2 separate regions of the Homo sapiens genome follow, and region 2 is linked to region 1. The links are chromatin contacts, found by Hi-C or POLR2A ChIA-PET in ENCODE. All regions are on one chromosome and are shown on one strand. Each heading gives the region's core, a stretch centred on a gene start or an enhancer-like site at or near the end of the contact. The rest is flanking DNA. Distances are from core to core; before and after follow the strand shown. Region 1 has its middle 170 kb from the start of GZMB. Region 2 overlaps STXBP6 (syntaxin binding protein 6).

Region 1 (2,757 bases), core at 182-2,681:
GAGTAATACACACCTCCTCAGCACTTTGGACTTCCCAGAGCTCTTTCACATTCCACAACCCACTTCACTCACCAGGCCTCTGAGGCAGGCAGGGTGGGGACGATTTTCCTGTGCAACACAAAGATCCAAATACAGATTAAACTGTATCATTTGCTTAAGAACACAAAGCTAGTGACAAAGCCAGGAGGCTCTCTGCTAGAAAGGATCCTAGCTAATTTACTTTTACAAAAAGAAATTTGCAAACTGGCTGCAATGGCTCATGCCTATAATCCCAGCACTTTGGGATGGGAAGCAGGAGGATCACTTGAGGCCAGGCAGGAGCGTAATGCACAGTGCAATATATAGAGGAGTAGAGTTTGAGATTTTGGTTGGGGCAGCTCCACTGTTATAAGTAGCATGATCCCCCTTGCTTGGACTGTCCTTTACAAATGACCTAATAATAATGTTGGTCATTAATAGCATCATGGCAAATATGGGAGAACATGGTATGCTGACAACATAGTATTTCTGAGACCTTCCTTTTAGCTGAACGCCTCAAGATGCTTCCAGAAAAGGTACGTTATTACAAATTTACACATTAGTGAGATGTTAGTTACTTCCTTTTTTCTCTTAGAGCTATTTTCATTCTAGACCCAGGTTCAGTTTGTGGAGTAAATGGTTCTCTTTAAATTACTGTCAACTTAAGTCATTTGGGAGTGGCTTATTTTTGAGAAAGGCCTTCCCAGCATCTTTGGAATCACACCAATATATCTGTATAACAACCTTAAACATTGTTTTTCAAGGGGAGTATGAATTATTGTCCAAAGGACATGTCACATCATCTCCCAGATCATAAAACCATTCATTTCCATCCCCATAGTTGATGACAGACATGGAGGCCAATTTGTCTCACTTCTCTCTTTTGCGAATTTAGCCTTTTTGGAATTTTTTCCAGAAAGTGCCCAACACTGGGCGCCTGTAGTCCAGGAGTCTCTCCTTTATCCCAGAGCTGGTATCTATGGAATGTCAAGGGGTCTTCATCCCTGGGCCATAAAAATGAGTGCATCTCGGTACAATAATGTCTGCCCCGTGTGCCCTGTGCTTACGTGAATTTAAGGAGGGTTTGTCTGTTCTACCAGCCAGCAGCACAGTGCGGCAGGCATCCAGGCCTGTAAAGTTTACTGCTTTGTTCTGGGTCCGTTACAGGGAAGTAGCCCACTGCCAAGCTGACATACATGGAGCCCTTATGTGGCAGGCACGGGGCTAAAGGTTTTACATTCATTATTTCATCAGTCCTTACAATGATCACCCCCATTTGAAAGAAAACAGGCACAGAGAGAGTCAGTAACGTTCTCAAGGCCTCACACGTGGTAAAATTGGAGCTGGATTTCACAGCAGGGCAGGTGAACCTAGGTCTTCATCCTAAATACAATGCAATGCTGCCTCCAGGAAATCACCGCAAGGGGGCTCCCTGTCCTCGTCCATGCCTGTTAAAAGGAGCTGTGTTTTATTTTTCCACTCCAGGAGGTGCCAGGTAGGGCACAATTCATACATTCTTATTTTCCTTCTGTTCAAATGCCAAGGCTCCTTCAGTATTGGAAAGTTTCGGACCAATGTAAATGTGTTTGCCAGTATTAGTCACTGTATCTCCAGGTCTAAAAACACAAAACATCCCCTGAAAGAAGCCACTGTACTATGAATAAAATGACATGTTTAATAGTAGAAACCGGATTTACCTTCCTGGGGCAGTAAAACAAAGGAATTGTTTTAAGGAAAGCTAACAGAACGCTTGAGGCTTCAATCACTAAGGATGCAGTGTTACAATTAAGGGATTTTCTTCAGATACTATGGATCATCCAAGCCATGTTTTAAATCGCAGGGTTAAGCTCAGAGAACCCAAGGGCTCATTTTTCTTCTTTCCATGTCATCTGACAAAGTGGCAAAGCAATTGTGATACAATGTTGTGGGACAAAGGCTCCATATCTAAGGTTGACAAGTGACACCTGGGACTTGCAGGGCTAGAAATTCCTGTCCAGCTCTTGACACATATAAGTCTGGATGTGTGATGAGGCCGGGAGCCATAGAAACAGGCATCCTTGGGTTGGCTGAGTATGCAAAAGACAGGAAAATAATGTACAAAAATATCTTCACTTTTTCTGAGAAAATCAGTAGCATTTAAAACGTCTAACAGACAAAATGTGAGAGCAATAATAATACACATCGGCAAACAACTCAGCATCACGTAGGTCTGTCCATTAGTCCCTGTGTGCTGAAGGAGGCAAGGCAGCTTTGCCTCATCGAACTATGTCCATCAGTGGCCAGTGAGATGGACCACGGGAGCAGACACTGTTATGCCCAGGGTCATGACTTATGAGCAGAAAGAAGAAAATGTAGCAGAAAACTTTAGGGGAGGGAGAGAGATGGGAAGTGAAAGTACAACTCTGGAAATCCTGATGAGGATTCCAGATGAGGCTCAAGGGAGAATTCCAGATGAGGCTCAAGGGAGAATTCCAGATGAGGCTCAAGGAAGGTTCCAGATGAGGCTCAAGGAAGGTTCCAGATGAGGCTCAAGGGAGAAAATAAAATGGGGGTTAAGGCAGGTTACACTATAGTAGTAATAGAGCTTAAATGCACATTATATTTAATTTTCTTGACAGCTTTTTTTTTTGAGACAAGATCTTGCTCTGTCACCCAGGCTGGAGTGTAGTGGCACAATCACGGCTCACTGCAGCCTCAACATCCCAGGCTCAAGTGATCCTCCCACCTCAGCCTCCTCAG
Region 2 (2,763 bases), core at 20-2,519, 70 kb after region 1:
GCCTACCTGTCCATGGACATTACATGTGTCTTTTCCTATCTGGGTCTCAAAAACACCAGATGAGAAAGACCCTAAGAGCGCCCTCACAATTCTATGAGTCACAGAAGTGCATGCTGCCCACTGTGATGCCCCTTCTCTCAAGCCTGGAGATCTCACTGATAAAATGAGAAACAGAATACCACTTTATAGATAAAAATAGTATGATTGATCTTTACATAAAAGCTGAAAATGTATAATGTCTATTCATTTTAAACGTCCAACACACAAAGAATCTTCAACTCTTTATGTCCAGGCATTGTTTTAGGACTCATTTGAGATTCTTAAAAAGATTGTTGGATGAACTGTTGGGGTGGGGTAGCAAGGGGAGGACTCTTGGCAGGAAGGAGCTTCATGCTATGAGAAATCTATTCTGTTGAAAGTGGAAAGATGTTATGCTCATAACTTTCCTAAATTCCCCTGGAGGGAATCATAGCCGAATATGAGACATTTATGTAAATTTTCTATTTCACTTAAGAGGAATTTAAACTGCCAACACTTGAATCATAAAGCAGTGTGACTATTCTTCTGGAAAAATCTGAAGGCACAAATAACATTCATCAAAAAATATTTACTGTGTGCATACTGAAGGAAAAGTGACACAAGGGGTAAGGGTGGCGGGAGGGGAAATGAGTTGAGGGGTGGAAATAGGTACAAGGTGATTGAAGTGCAGTCATATTCATCAGGGGGTTCACATTTCAGAAGAGAAATGACAAGTTCCTAAGCGTTGAAATAGTGGCAGGATATGATAAATACGGCACTGTGTATTTATTATCATCACAAGTGTATAACACCAAACAGAGTGGAGGGGTGGGGTGAGAGGTGGGTTTTTGGTGGATGCAGGACAGCTTCTTTATGAAAGCAGTGTCATTTGTGCTGTGGGTGGAAGGCTGATAAGGATCAAGGAAAAGAGAAGCAAGGCAGATCTCATTTAACTCTGAAACTACCCTTGTGCTTCCATAACTAAAAAGAGGAACCCTACTAACCGGGAAGGCCTGCCTTACAGGTACAGAAATAAAGCCAGCCAGAGAGCAGCTGATTTCTTTTAGATTGCCTTGACCTGGGATGAATCTTAAGGCAACTCATATCCTGGCCAAGAATTCTGGATACTCTATGCTCAAACTTAATGTTTAGGAAGTAATCTTGTTAAATACATATTTATATTGAAAAGCAGAACTCCAAACTTCCTCATCTTGTTTCCTGGCCTCAACACAAAGGCACTATTATTTTCTTGAAAAGGAAATTATTCCAGTGCCCCTGCCCAGGCTCTGACAACACATGTTTGCCCTCAATCTCCTTCCTCTTCTTGCAAGGACACCCATAGTTATAACTCACATTAGTATGGGGCAGCACAAGGGGTTTGACATAGAAGCAGCAATGATGTACTTGTGTTTCTGCTTAAACTGTGGAAACGATGTTCCTGAGAGAGAACACTGAGAATCTTACTTCCCTTGAGATACGCTATCCATTAGCAATTCAGCTGCAGGGCAAGGTTCACTTAATTTTAAAATGTAAGTCAAGAGCCTAAAATTGGTAATTGGGCATTTAATTGGGTCTGCGAAGGCACTTACTGGATTTTAACAGCTTCAACTGGTAATGTTTAAGAACATTAAAAATTAGAGCAATGATGAATCAGATGCAAATGGAAAGTGAATGAATTTTGGCACTATAATTTAACACACAGTTAAGTAGTGTTTTGAGCTGAAGATGTTAAGCCTGGTTGGTTTTCTTAAATTTTCTTATATGCCAGGGATTATCAAAATATTTCACTCTTTAAGCTTGGCTTCCCTTCTCATAAAACTCTACTTTGAAGAGTTCAATTCAGCAGGTATATATTTGGCCTAATTGCAATCAGTATTGCTTAAGCTTATAGGGAATGCTAAGAAGTATGAGCTTTATTAATATAGCGTGGTTAAACAAAACAAAGAACATCTGTGAACATATTAGAAATCTGGTCACTCACTGGGGCATCCAGAAGACATTGGCTGGACATCTGCTAATTGAATACAATGGCTCTTTTATGATGGTCTGTACTCAAAGACCTCAAAACCATTTTATAAATGCTGCCAGTGCTTGCTGACTACTTGTTCTTTTTAAAATTTTATTTTAAACATGCAATACATTTTCACACAATCAAAAAATAACATATTGAGACATCTTACTCCCATCTCTGTGTCCATCTACTCCTTTCCATTCCTCTTCCCCTGCCTTCCTGTATACCTTTAGATAATTTCTTTACATGGAAATAACAATAAACAGTCTCATTTCCTCCCTTTCTTACACAAAAGGTAGCATATTATATACATATTCTTTCCTTCCTTCCTCCCTCCTTCCCTCTTTTCCTTATTATTTTATCTCGGAACTCCTCAAGATTCGTGGAAAAAATCTAAATTCACAGCAAACTTCTTCCTACTTTGTATAGCTGCATAACATTAACTCCATTCTAAGGATGAAACATGAACTACTTAACCAGTCCCCCACTGATGGATAGTGAGTTGTTTCTAATCTTTTACTATTGCAAACAATGCTGCATAAATAATTTTGCAAGTATGTTTTGAGAATAAAGTTCCAGAAGTGGATTGGATTACACACTTAAAGAGCAAATGTACTTGTAATTTTAATAAATATTACCACTGGCCTTCTATAAGCAATGTAACATCTTGCACTCCCACCAGAAATCTATATCTATTTCCTCATATACATGCCAAAACAGTGTGTAGTCAAGCT

The links. A loop is a pair of places that touch in the nucleus more often than their neighbours do. ChIA-PET counts read pairs that join two places held with the same protein, here RNA polymerase II (POLR2A). Pooled maps may share reads with other maps.
Region 2: a pooled map shows a loop between it and region 1 (2.3-fold over the local background). The contact joins two enhancer-like sites. A Hi-C loop is called at or near these places in 4 of 168 maps with a recorded cell type or tissue (Caco-2, Calu3, HepG2 and 1 more) and 6 of 50 pooled maps. POLR2A ChIA-PET finds 5 or more read pairs at or near these places in 2 of 52 experiments (Caco-2 and HepG2).

What each region holds. Positions count from the first base shown.
Region 1 is chr14:24,804,965-24,807,721 of GRCh38, forward strand. No RefSeq gene overlaps it. Among named protein-coding and RNA genes, the nearest start is that of GZMB, 170 kb to the left of the region's middle. Within about 2 kb of position 1,432, at least 5 of the 41 ENCODE cell types and tissues checked have a DNase peak (open chromatin) inside an H3K27ac peak, as active enhancers do.
Region 2 is chr14:24,875,167-24,877,929 of GRCh38, forward strand. The region is part of intron 2 of STXBP6 (syntaxin binding protein 6); the gene reads right to left. Among named protein-coding and RNA genes, the nearest start is that of STXBP6, 170 kb to the right of the region's middle. RefSeq lists a silencer at 1-11. Within about 2 kb of position 1,270, at least 2 of the 41 ENCODE cell types and tissues checked have a DNase peak (open chromatin) inside an H3K27ac peak, as active enhancers do.